Regions from separate parts of the Homo sapiens genome. Here region 2 is linked to region 1. Evidence: chromatin loops called from intact Hi-C (ENCODE). Cell type or tissue: chondrocyte. All regions are shown on one strand. Each heading gives the region's core, and the rest is flanking DNA. Links, peaks and the distances in the headings are about the cores only.

Region 1 (6,323 bases), core at 1-2,500:
AGACATATTATTCCCCAAGTTGAAGTTTGTGATACAAAACACACTAGCATGTAATAATGTATGCCCCTAAATTATATTTAAAAACAAATTGGGCACCATCAGCTGCAGTCTCTCCAAATAAAACTTACTGCAAAACCAGAAAATGTGTATCAATTCCTCACCTTCAAGCACAGCTTGCTTTGCTCTAGAATCTTTTTACTGGTTTTCATAAATGTTTAATATCATTTCATTAAAAAGATTTTACTTTTTAAAAAGTAGAAATCTAGTAAAATCTATGTGTTAAAAAAATCACTCATTGCTAAAATCTAAACTTAATTCTAAAATTTCTGCTAAGGAAGGAAAGCGTAAGAGTACTGAAAAGAGTAGGCAAGCCATACACCAGGTGTAGCAGATCTAAAAAGTTGGCCCAGCTGTGGAAGACCCTACACATGCCATCTAGTTTTGTTAATTGTGTTTCAGTCGTTCAGGTTATAAAACTACTGTGTGAAAGAGAGGGCAAAAAAACAAAAAAAAAAAAACAAAAAAAACAAAAAAAAAACCTGCTAGTTTCTTAATTCTGAAGTTAGACCAGTTTTCTAGGCTATCTTCCCTTTAGTTCCCAGCGCTCGGATTCTCTCCACTCTGCGCCGGTTGCCAAGTGTTTCAAGTTTCCAAGAGCCGAGAGAGGAGTTGCCAGTGCTTACCTGTTCCCTCGGTATACAGGGCAGGGAGGTCCTCCGATGGGACTTGCTGCTGCAGCCGGACATCTCGGCGGACACGACGGAGCTGGACCGCCTCCTCCTCTTAAACACCGGGATATCTTCCTTGGTCCCAGCAATCAGCTGGGACCCCAAATGCTCCCTTGGAGCCGCCTCCGCGGACTGCGGCAAGATTTGTTCCACGTACCTGGCCAAGAGGATCCCCAGCACGCCGGCCAGGTACGCCAGGTAAGGTCTCCAGGCGACCTTGAACCTCTCTAAGGAAATGAGGGACACGGTCCTGACCGCGCTAGTCAAGGCGATCATGAGGACGCCCAGCCTCAGCCTCAGCACCAGCCATGTCGCGGCGGCCAAGCAGCTGAGCACCACCCCCGCGGCGGGGAGTGAGAGTAAGTGATCCTCCCCGACGCCCAGCCCAATCTGGACGAGCGCTTCCCCCCCGCAGCAGGCGGCCAGCAGCGCGACAGCCAGAGGCAGGCGCACCCCGGCGCGCAGGAGGTACAAGCCCATCCAGAAGAAGGCACACAGGAGACTGAAGAGCAGCGCCGAGGGCTGCAGCCAGGGGCTGAGCCGCGCACCGCCCCCGGGAGCACCTCCCCGAGGCCCCGGGAAGACGCCCCCTTCTGCTCCCGGGGCTGCTTCCTCCTCCTCCGCCGCCGCCGCCTCCTTACACTGCTCCAGGTCACAGCCGACCTCCCCGCGGACCAGCCTCACCAGCAGCGCCAGCAGAAAGGACAGGGAGCCCGCGCACAGCGCGGAGGAAAGTTTCCGAGAGCTCCGGAGCGGCTGCAGCACCAGGTCTCCCCAGCAGCCACGGCAGCCCGAGTCCCGCGGCGATGCGGGGTCCGCACGATGGTGGCAGTCCCGGCCCGCCGTGGGGGCTTGACTCACCCCACTGTGGACGGGCTTGTCCCTGACTCGTGCAGCGTCGCCGGGCACTGCCATGGTATAGGGTGCCCTCTTCACTGAATTCCCAGTGGCCCCCCGACGCCCCCGCCCCGACCCACGCGCGCGCGCGCACACACACACACACACACACGCACGCACGCTCTTCCCAATTCCACCCTCGGAATCCTTCTTCTCCCCAGGCCCACAATCCACTGAAAGTTTCAGCTTTCGAATAACTCCTGGAGAATGCTAGATGCTCCAATGAGACTTCTTCAAGTTAAAGGCTAGCACGCTCAAGTTGAAAACAAGCACGGGCAGAAACGATCAGGATTCCCCTTTTCTCTCTTTGAATATCTTTCACAGATTCTCTGCTCCACCCCCACCCCCGACTTATATCCTCCGGGGTCTCTTCCTACTTCAGGATTTCAAAAATTGCCCAATGCATCCCGCGCGCAGGAGCCGCTGACGCTGGAGGAGCCGGGGGCGCAGGGCGGGCTCCGGGCCATTCCGAGGCGCAGCTCGGCGCTGCGCTGCGCTGCAGCGCGCCGGGCCCGCGGCAGATGGAGGTCTCCCTTCTCCTCCTTCCTGCAGCTCTTTTTCTATCACTCTTTCTTTCTCCTCGGCCGATTCTCCCCGGCACGGCCCCAGGACGCGAATCGCCATTCCCTGGGGCAGAAAGCAAAGCCTCCCCCGCCTCTGTCAATCCAATTCATGGCAAAGGATGGAAAAAAAAAAATGGACAAGGGGCTGAGAAATAAGAAGTTGCTAAGTCCCGTCGGAGAGAGAGCCAGACCGAGAGACTAGCGGCAGCCGCAGAAGGGAGGGAGGGAGAAGGAGCGAGTAAGAGAGGAAGGGAGGGTGAGAAGAAAGGGAGGGTGAGAAGGGAGAAGGAGATTTGCTTTTTTTTTCCCTCCCCACTTCTATTTGATGCAAGGTTGGTGGTGATTTGCAGTTTTGCAAAGGGGAAACGAGTGGCGACGACTGCTTAAAATTGTATAAAACTGGCAACTGGAGTGATCGACAATTCCGCTTTCTTTCTTTAAGGCAACTCCCTAGGAAAGCTTTCTCAGCCGAGCTCCCGCCCCCTCCTGCGGAGGAGGCGCTACCCTCAGCTCGATTGCTCCTTTGCTGGGAAAGCGGCCGGTTCACCCTACAGGCTGGAGCAGGGGCTGCTGAGGCTGATCCACCGCGCAGCCCACCGCAGCCCCGGGGTGTGGGGGGCTGCGGCTAGCCCTGAGGCTGAGCTCCCTAGAACGTTGGAAGGAAAAAAAAAAAAAAAAGATTGTGTTTGCCTACTTGGCAGATGAGAGCCAACATACTTTCTACTGTCCCTGAAAATGACAGCCACTTCTACTGTCTGATTCAAAGATGTTCCCAAGTCAGGTACAACAGCAGTCCAATTTCAGGTGACAGTGTCATCCTTTGGTCGCTCCTGCTGGAAGGTCTGCTTTATGAGAACCCAAGCCTGGCCTGTTGGTTCAAATGATGGAAGAATCAGCCTTACCTAGACCACAATAGTATAAAAAGAAAGGAAGGAGAGGCAGCAGTCATTTAAATCCAGTGCATGAGTATTACACAATAGTTTTTGACTGTGGAAAGTAAAATTACATTGAGATTAAGTGACCGTATCCTCAAAAAAGGTTAACAAAGTTTAAAAGCCCAGATAGTTCATCAAAAAATAAAGAAAAATCTCAAGGGAGAGGTGAGGATAGGTGGGTTAACACTAGGAGAGATCTTAGAAGACTGTCTATGGCTGCAAAATACTACATCTTCGAGCAAAGCATATGAAAAAAATCAGGACCTTAGTTATTAATGAGTAAAGGTTCGTGTACTGCAGCAGTGTGATATTTGAGAAACTAAAAGAAAATTTTCAAGCTAACCTTTTTTTGGCAGATTATGAAAAAGAATTCAGTATCTGTTCAATGGACTTAAACTCTATTGATGTTCCCTGGGATCTAGTTGTCTTTTTAATATGATACTCCACTTTTAACATGGCTATCTTAGATGTCATTTGCCCTCACTAATAATAATCTTAATAATCCAATTTTGTCTTAATTATCTTGACATTCCAGGTTAAAGTGTATTTACAGCCTAGAGCATTTAGATAATTGATTCAATATGCCACTGTATTTTGTATGTAGACATGAAGCAATAAAAAAAGCCAAAAGGAGATCCTTGAGATAAAATTAATTTATGGGGACAGGGGGAGAAGATGACTTAAGTTTTAAACAGCTTCATGGGAAGCAGCCTGTTCTAGTAGAAGGCAGATATACTATAAAGGTATAGCTTCTCTCTGTCAGATGTCCAGAATTGTGCTACCACACAGGAGTATGAGTTGGGCAGCTAGTCAATGGCAGTGGGCACCATCTGTTTAATAATTAAGGAAACAGGAGCAGCAATGTCTTTGCCAAAGACAAATGAGCCCCCTAGCACGCACACATACTTTCATGAGTTTCCTTTTTAGACATATGATTCATATGCCAGATCCTACCTGGGACACATCGGAGTGAAAAACCTTGATTGGAAAATCATTCATATCTGTTGGCATCAAAAATAACATATTAAAATAATAAACCAAAAATCTGGCATATATCAAGGTTAAAAAGAAAAGCATAGTAAGGGAAATTTTAGAATATTTCAATTTTATCTGTCCCCTACCCCCACAATTATCTCAGTTCTTTAGAAAATTTAATATAATATTATCATAAAAACTGAACACTTAAGGTATGGGAAGCAGATGTTTTTTAAAAGTTGTAACAGGAAAAAATGGCATTTGCTAATGGCAGCAAAACAAGAATATTCTAAATCCATGTGTTAATAACATCCTGGAACTCTTCAATAAAATAAGGAGGCAATGTCCTGGCATCCAGGTTTCTTTAACAAATCATAATCAAAAAGTTATTTGTCCCATCAAAAGGAAAGAAGGTAGATTTTTCTCCCCATACCATCCAGAACCCAGAGGCAAGTGAACAAAGACAACAAAATGCTAATGTTAGAGAGATGCAGAAACCTGCAGGGCTATACTAACTGAAAGAAGCGACTAATAATGTACCTTTAACAGAGTATATTAAATGAAATAAGCTGCAATACATAAACTGGATAGGGAGCAATCACATATAAACACTGCCTCTTTTCTACAGATAGTGGTGAGTCCTAGTTCAAGAAAGTGACAACACAGCCAAAGAATAAGGAAAATGTTGTACGTGCAGAAAAATAGTAGAGCATGGACAACAGAAATAAAAATTTAAGTTTTACTTGATAAATCTTCCACTTAGTCAAATCTAGCAAACATGTTTTTACAGTTTTTTGGGAAAAGGATCTAACCCTTCACATTTGAGCTTTATTAAATATAGTTAAGCGTCAGGGGATTCTATTGTAAAATTCAGTAAGTTTACGTTCCGTAGTATGGGTTCAATCATTCTCTGCTACCTATCTGATTATTATATATTTATATCTAATAGGTACCTAAAACATAAGGTATCCAAAACAAAATTCTTAACTTACAATTCCCTTCCTACCTATCCCCTACCCACCCAAACTATATTTTCTCAATCTTGTTACATCCCAGTAAAGAACATAACCATCTACCTAGTTGCTCAGGCCCCAGAAGAGGGAACGGGTCTTGATTCTTTCCTTTGTTTATCTTGTTTTACTTTTAGTCGATTAGGAAATCCACTTGATCCTGTCTCTAAAATATATTCTAAATCCATTTACTTTTCACTGTCCCTCTTATAATAACCTGCCAAAGACCCATCATCTTCCTTGGCCAGGACAAGTGCAGTAACTAACTGATCTTGCCCTACTTATAATTCATTTTCTATATAGCAGAGTAACACTTTAAAAATATAAATTGAATTATGTCCCTCCCCTATTTAAAACTACCCAAAGGCTACCCATCGTACTTGCAGAATGCAGTCCTCATCACAGTCCTCATGACAGTCCTACAAGGACCTTCATGATCTTTCCAAGTAATTCTCTCTGACCTCTCCTCCTATTCCAATGCTCCTACTTCACTGGTGAAGTACTATTTATTAGAACTTTCTTCAATGACAAATAGACCCTCTGCTGTCCAACATGGTTGCCACTAACCACATGTGGCCATTGAATACTTGAACCATGGTTGGTGTCACTGAGGAGCTGAACTTTTGTATTTTATTTTAATTTAAATTTTAATACATTCACTTGGCTAGTGTCTAAAGGAATGGAGAATGCATCTCTAATACCTCAGGCCACCTTTGTGTTCTTCATACATGTGAAATGGGAAACCCTGTTCAGGGCCTTGGTATCCAGAGATTTTCACATAGCTGGCCCCTTGTGCTCCATCAAGTCTAACCTCAAATGTTACTTTATTTTAGAAAGGCTTTTTTTCCAAGAATCTTATCAAAAATTTTTGGACACCCCATGTACACATACACACTTTTTCTTTCACTATCATACTACCCTGTTTCATTGTATTTATAGCACTTATCACTATACAAAATGGTCTTGTTCGTTTATTTGTTTTCTCACTTATCATTTATCTCTGTTCACTAGGGTGTTAGTGCCATGTGAACAAGGACTCTGAATAGCTGTCTTGTTTGCTGTGTATCTCCAATTACCAGAATAGTGCCTGGCACATGGTGGAAGCTTGTCTTAGTCTGTTTACTGTTGCTATGAAAGAATACCTGAGATTGGGTAATGCGTCATCAGGTGATTTCATCATGTGAACATCACAGAGTATACTGACACAAACCAGAT
Region 2 (5,969 bases), core at 774-3,273, 370 kb after region 1:
TTGTTTCATTTTGCTTTGTCTGAATATTGATTTAAAACTTCCTAGTTAATTCTAGTCATTCATAGGCCAAGACAAGTTTAAGACCAAGGAGATCATGTTTATATATTCAGTCATACTTTTCATACTGGACTATTGGTTAAAACCAGGAAGTACAAGAAACACTCATACATAATAGAAAGCATAAGTTAAATAAAGGTATTAAAATAATAAAGTTCTTCAAGAAGAAAGCAATAAATTAATTTGTCCTTGATATATAGGAAGCACACTTGGGGTAGTTGGGTATGAGAGAAAATTTCTGATTGTTGAAATAAAAGAGAAAAAAGGTTTTGGAAAAAGAATATTTGATAAGCATGCTTGAATGACATCCTATCTGCTATATGATATAAACACTTTAAGTGACCCGCAAAAATTGTATTAAAACTAAAAATGTCACAACATGCTTAAGGTGATCCAATCTTTTGTGGATGCTTCTGGAAGTTAACCCAAAGCCAAAGTAAAATCAGCCTCGGAAGGCAAAGAAACAGCATCCATGTAGATCATGTTAAAAACATCTTAGTAACATGGTAAAATTCTGGGAGTCAGTGCTCTCCAATGTGAGAATCACTTCTCTGTGTAGCAGCTTCATGCAGAAACAAAAACATAAAATCAATAACAATAAAATGTTCTAGTTGTAGCCCCAGGTGAGATATGGTGAATTAGTCCAACTTTGCCTTTGAGTGAGTACTCTTCATAGGTATCACCCAGGCCCTGTAGCCTCACCAATATTTTTCTAGAATGTTCTAGAAGTTGTACAGGCAAACTATTCAGATACAATCTGCACTAAGTTCAGTTAGAGAGCAACAATGAAAGTTGCTCATTGATAGTATTTGTTTTGCCGCCTTTGGGGAGATGAAGAGGCTGGCAGAGCACTTACCAGAAAGAAGAGGGGAAGACAGAAGAAAATTTACTTCAGACTGTTAACTGAATGCTTAAATGGTTGTAATTGGGTTGATGAGGTCTAGAGTTCTTAAATGACTCATTTATATTTCTACTGCCATTTAAGAAAACATTTAAATTATTCATCTCAACTTTATATTTAAAAATCGTTCTATTAAAGAAGGAACCAAGAAAGTGATTTAAAAAAAAAAATTCTTCAACTGGTCAAAAAAAAAAATATATGAGCTACTGCATACCAGGACTCTACTTCTGGTATTTTCACTTCATTGAAAGTTTTATTTTCTTTTTTTTCCAACTCCTGCATACTGGTTTCTTTTTCTACATGTCTAAGTTCTGGCACTTTCACTTCAGTATTGATTTGTGTCAAGAACAATTATAATTTTCATAAGATATTTAAATTTTTATGAAGATAAAGAAATACTGCTATTAGCCAAAGGTCTATCATTTGATTTCATTTGATCGTTGATTTCAAGGATAAAAGAATCCTGACTGAGGGTGACTATTTTCCACATTGTAAGGAGAAATCATGCCAGTCACCAATGAGCACCACACAGCTGCCATACCTGTGATTTACACCTAAAGTAGAGCCTTCCACATTGTTTATGATAACATAAGATGGATGTGGTGAAATTGTTTAAAGTTATTAACTAGTAAAGGAAACCTTTTCTAACCTCCCTATGAAATTATTTTAGACTCTCTCCATTTATCCACAAGTAAATCTGAAGTATTGTATTATAACTTTATTACAATCAAATAAAGTCAGTTAACTTTATTTGATTTAACTCCCTATGAGAACTAAGTTCATATCACTTCCAAAGCCTTTTAAAGATCAAAATATTTGCTTATCCCAGATTTTACCTATTAGGATTCTGTAAGAAATTATTAAAAATATGGACATATAAATTGCAATGTAATAGTTAACATGCCATCTCCCTCTACTGGATAGAATTAAAAATCAAACATTACTCTAATATATTCACCTAAAGTTGTGTTTACATAGTGGTTTCATGGAGACATAAATCAATTAACCTCATACCTTATCCTAATTTCTAATTCTACCATGAAAGAAAATGTCATGAATTGTCTTCTTTCACTGATTTTGCTGTGTAAATGCTCTCTCCTTTCCCATGTTGAGCGTGGAATATAAGGTAACAATAAATATGTGTAATTTACATATCATATGACTATAATTATTCAGTCCATGATTAAGGTAAAATTTCTTTAAAAACACATAATTTGGGAGATCTACAGCTATTCTAAACAAAGAATAGGTATCATTGTTACTTCAAAGTCAGGATTTCCAAATTCTTTCTTTGGTCATATTTTTGGGTGAGGAATATTTAGGTCCAGGTGTTCAAATATAGCCCTTCATATCTTAAGACAGAGAGTTACTGTTTGGTTAATATAAGAAAGCCTTTCTCATTTGATAATTCACAAAATACACTGAAATGAAGTATATTCTTTTATATGGGGTAATGTAGAACAAAGGTCTGGATTCAAACACTACATGGAACTTAGCAAATGTGTTACATTGGCAATTTATGTAGTCTCTGTTAGGTTCAATCTCCTCCTCTCTAAAATAGAGCTAATCATCACATTTACTGCTTAGGGTTATTTTTAGTATTAAATAATATAATGTAAAAAAAGTGTTTATCAAAGAACCTTATACAAAGGAAATGCTTTATTTATTTTTTATTATACTTTAAGTTCTAGGGTACATGTGCACAACGTGCAGGTTTGTTACCTAGTATACATGTGCCATGTTGGTGTGCTGAACCCATTAACTCGTCATTGACATTAGGTATATCTTGTAATGCTATCCCTCCCCCATCCCCCCACCCCACGACAGGCCCCAGTGTGTGATGTTCCCCACCCTGTGTCCATGTGTTCTCATTGTTTAATTCCCACCTATGAGTGAGAATATGCGGTGTTTGGTTTTCTGTCCTTGCGATAGTTTGCTCAGAGTGATGGTTTCCAGCTTCATCCATGTCCCTGCAAAGGACATGAACTCATCCTTTTTTATGGCTACGTAGTATTCCATGGTGTATATGTGCCACATTTTCTTAATCCAGTCTATCATTGATGGACATTGTACAAAGGAAATGCTCAATAAATGTTAACTATTTTTAAATTATACTAAACATGAGTTTAATGAAGCTACTGACAAATTTAAAGTATGTAAATGAATCCTAGGAAACTATATTTTTAACTAAAACACAGAGATAATAATGCATTTGCTCTTTAATCTCCTCCTTGATAGCCAAAACTGACATTAAAACCTAAAAATGTAAAGCAGCAGAAAAGACTGAATAGATCTGAAGAGGACTTTTCAGATTCTATTTCATACAATCCCCCTGATTTTCACCTAGGAAAGAACCAGCACCCTGAGAGGTAAAACGATCTCTAATGGCAATAGAACTAGAGTGTAGCCATTCAGGTAACAGAGCATGGAGCAAAAGCCAAGGCCCCCAAATCCTAATCCAGTATACCTCAAAACGTCAAACTTTCTCCTGACAACAGATGCTTTTCCTGTCATGGCTACTTGTTCTATATATGCAAGAAATACAAATATACAATGCATGATGCAAATTATGATGTGACTAAAATGTGTAAATGAAATGAGTGTATGTAGTCCCTAAGAAACAGACACCATAAAGATAAATTTCAATAGTTTAAATTACATAGAGGAGGTTACATTATTTCTCTTCAAATTATATTTATGTTATCTAATTTTTTTCTTAAAGTCAACCCTATAAAGTAGGAAGGACATATTTTATTAACTGCATTTTAAAGAAGAGGAAACTGAGACCCAGAGTATTATGATTTCATAGCTAGTGACGGGAGAAACAAACATCGGGTGTTTGGACTCCTGGTCAAACTTTTTTTTTTTTCAATGTTTCTTGCATTGTTTCTTGGTGGTGTTTTAAGCTATGACATTGATATCCTCCATCATTCATAAATGTTAAATGCATAGAAATAGAATCATCCAAATGAACATATATTTTGATGTATATAAAATCAAATATGTATCCTAGAACATACGTTATCAAGAGTTTCATCTCAGAAAAATGTCATGGTCATTGTTAGTTTTAAATTAATTTAAAATATAAATTGACAGAATCTTTACTTCCTACAATAAACCCTTTGAAATAAATTTAAGATTACAATCAACTAGGAATAGAAAGATTTAAAATGTGTCATTAAAGTACCTAATATTAATCAGTTATCTTTTAAGACTCAAAAGTCGTTCACATTTGAATAAAACTTAAAGGAGATATCTTACAGGTAAATCATAGACTCTGAGTTGAATTTTTTAAAATGACCTTCATTCTAAAGTGTCCCCTTAAAGATATCCTGAAATGTTGCTAAGTAGAATAAAACAAATTCTATGGACTGTACTTTAACACTGTGATAGATTCTATTGATGTAAAAGCATTATCACTACCCACCCTGGTCAGATAATACCTTTCCCAAGGCAGTAGGGCAATAAAGATCTGCTAAGTCATGCTGTCAGGATCATAAATTTTTTTCTGGGAAAAGCAGTTTACCCCTTTGCCACATGTACTGCCAGGATTAGAAGCAAGCAAGGGAGTCGTAGGAGGAAGGGACTTTCAGGGTGTGGTGTTCCCAGACATTGCTTTGAGCCCTTGGCAGTGGCAAAGTGACTCTGTCCGCCCCTCCCAGGGAGCTGACCAGAGCTGTACCTGGAATTTGTAAAAAGGCAGATGACATGATCATGACAGGGAATGGGGAGAGTGGCTAAGGTAATGAGACCAGTTAGATTAGTGAGACTCCGGTTTAAGGTTCTAGGAGGCAACTGGCATGGTAAAAAGAGCATGGCATTTTTTAATTGGATGGATCTGAGTTTGAATTTCTATTTCTCAATTTATTCACCATCAGCATGACTATAAGTAAGTTAACGTCTCCATTTAAGCCTATGAACTTTTGTATGCCTCAGTTTCCTCATCTGCAAAATGAGACAATGCCCATTAGGGCGCTGTGGATTAAAGGAGCTAGTAAAGCCCTTAGAACAGTGCCTGGCAACATGGTAAATTCTATTTAAGTGTTAGTTATTTTTGTGTGTTATTGTCTCTCTAAGCTTCGACTTTCTCATCTGGGGAAATGAGGATAACAGAACATGGCTTGTAGAGTTCTTTGGAGGATTATGTGAAAATTGAGTACTTTATACATGGTGGATGTTGTTGCTGTTGTTGTTTTATCTATTATTTTTGTTGTTTTTCTCCATGCATGTTAGTTATTTGTGTTGGACCGTGGTACCATACACTATTTTGCTAACTAAAAAAAAAAAAAAAATGAACTAGATCTTTCACTAGTTATAGGATGACAGCCTATGAGACAAGTCTGGAATTTAACCTCAGGGTTGCCTAACTAATAGAAGATACTATACCCAGACAAAGTAAGTAAATAATTGATACTGAGTTAGGTTGAAAAGGTCCTTCCTACAGGTGATAAAATGAGAGTATAAAATTCAGTGTCAGAAATACACTTGGATGATTCAGTTTTAACATCTCCAAGCTTAAAATGTATTCCACAGAACAATTCTTCCTTATATGTTCTTTGTCACATTGCTGCTAATGTTCATTCATGATAAATAGTTTGCCAGAGTCAAAGCGAACCCTTCCTTGTAGTCTCAGTTAAGACTTGAACACATTCTTCAGGTTGAACAAGGAGCAGTGACAAGTGATCCGGTCTACAAATTTGCAGATCATGTTTCTACATGAGGCTGCACTAACATTGCCAGTGCTACCAGCAACGAAGTATCCTGGGGCAAAACTGAGCCTGCACTGCAGGACCAAACCTAGGGGGAGGCTCTCAGCTTGGCTGCAGAAAACTCAATAAGCAAGATAAATAATACTGTAGTGCAATGTTCTAAAAAAAAAAATCAAAACAAATGTAAAAAAATCCATGATAAGCACAGTATCAAAATTTTAAATAAAGTTAGTGAATTAGTTTTCTACGGCTGCCCTAACAAATTACCTTAAATTTATTTGTGTAAAACAACATACATTTAT

What was found. A loop is a pair of places that touch in the nucleus more often than their neighbours do. Peaks named below come from ENCODE experiments on the same cell type or tissue, not always from the same donor. Only the 100,000 strongest peaks of a DNase experiment are listed, where the experiment ranks them.
Region 2: a loop joins it to region 1, with 3 times the contacts of the local background. A loop is called at or near these places in 15 of 110 quality-filtered maps.

What each region holds. Positions count from the first base shown.
Region 1 is chr12:20,364,605-20,370,927 of GRCh38, reverse strand. PDE3A (phosphodiesterase 3A) reads right to left here and starts at 2,391. Exons shown (of 16, transcript NM_000921.5): 1 at 684-2,391. The coding sequence starts at 1,643. It overlaps PDE3A-AS1 (PDE3A antisense RNA 1), which reads left to right and starts at 672. Exons shown (of 2, transcript NR_186033.1): 1 at 672-1,087. RefSeq lists a silencer at 1,059-1,353. In chondrocyte, for the core only: CTCF peaks have their summits at 1,033, 1,234 (motif pointing right) and 2,494; DNase peaks (open chromatin) are centred at 1,117 and 1,297.
Region 2 is chr12:19,991,058-19,997,026 of GRCh38, reverse strand. No RefSeq gene overlaps it. Among named protein-coding and RNA genes, the nearest start is that of LINC02398, 21 kb to the left of the region's middle. In chondrocyte, for the core only: CTCF peaks have their summits at 1,648 and 1,870 (motif pointing left); no DNase peak of the experiment used is centred there.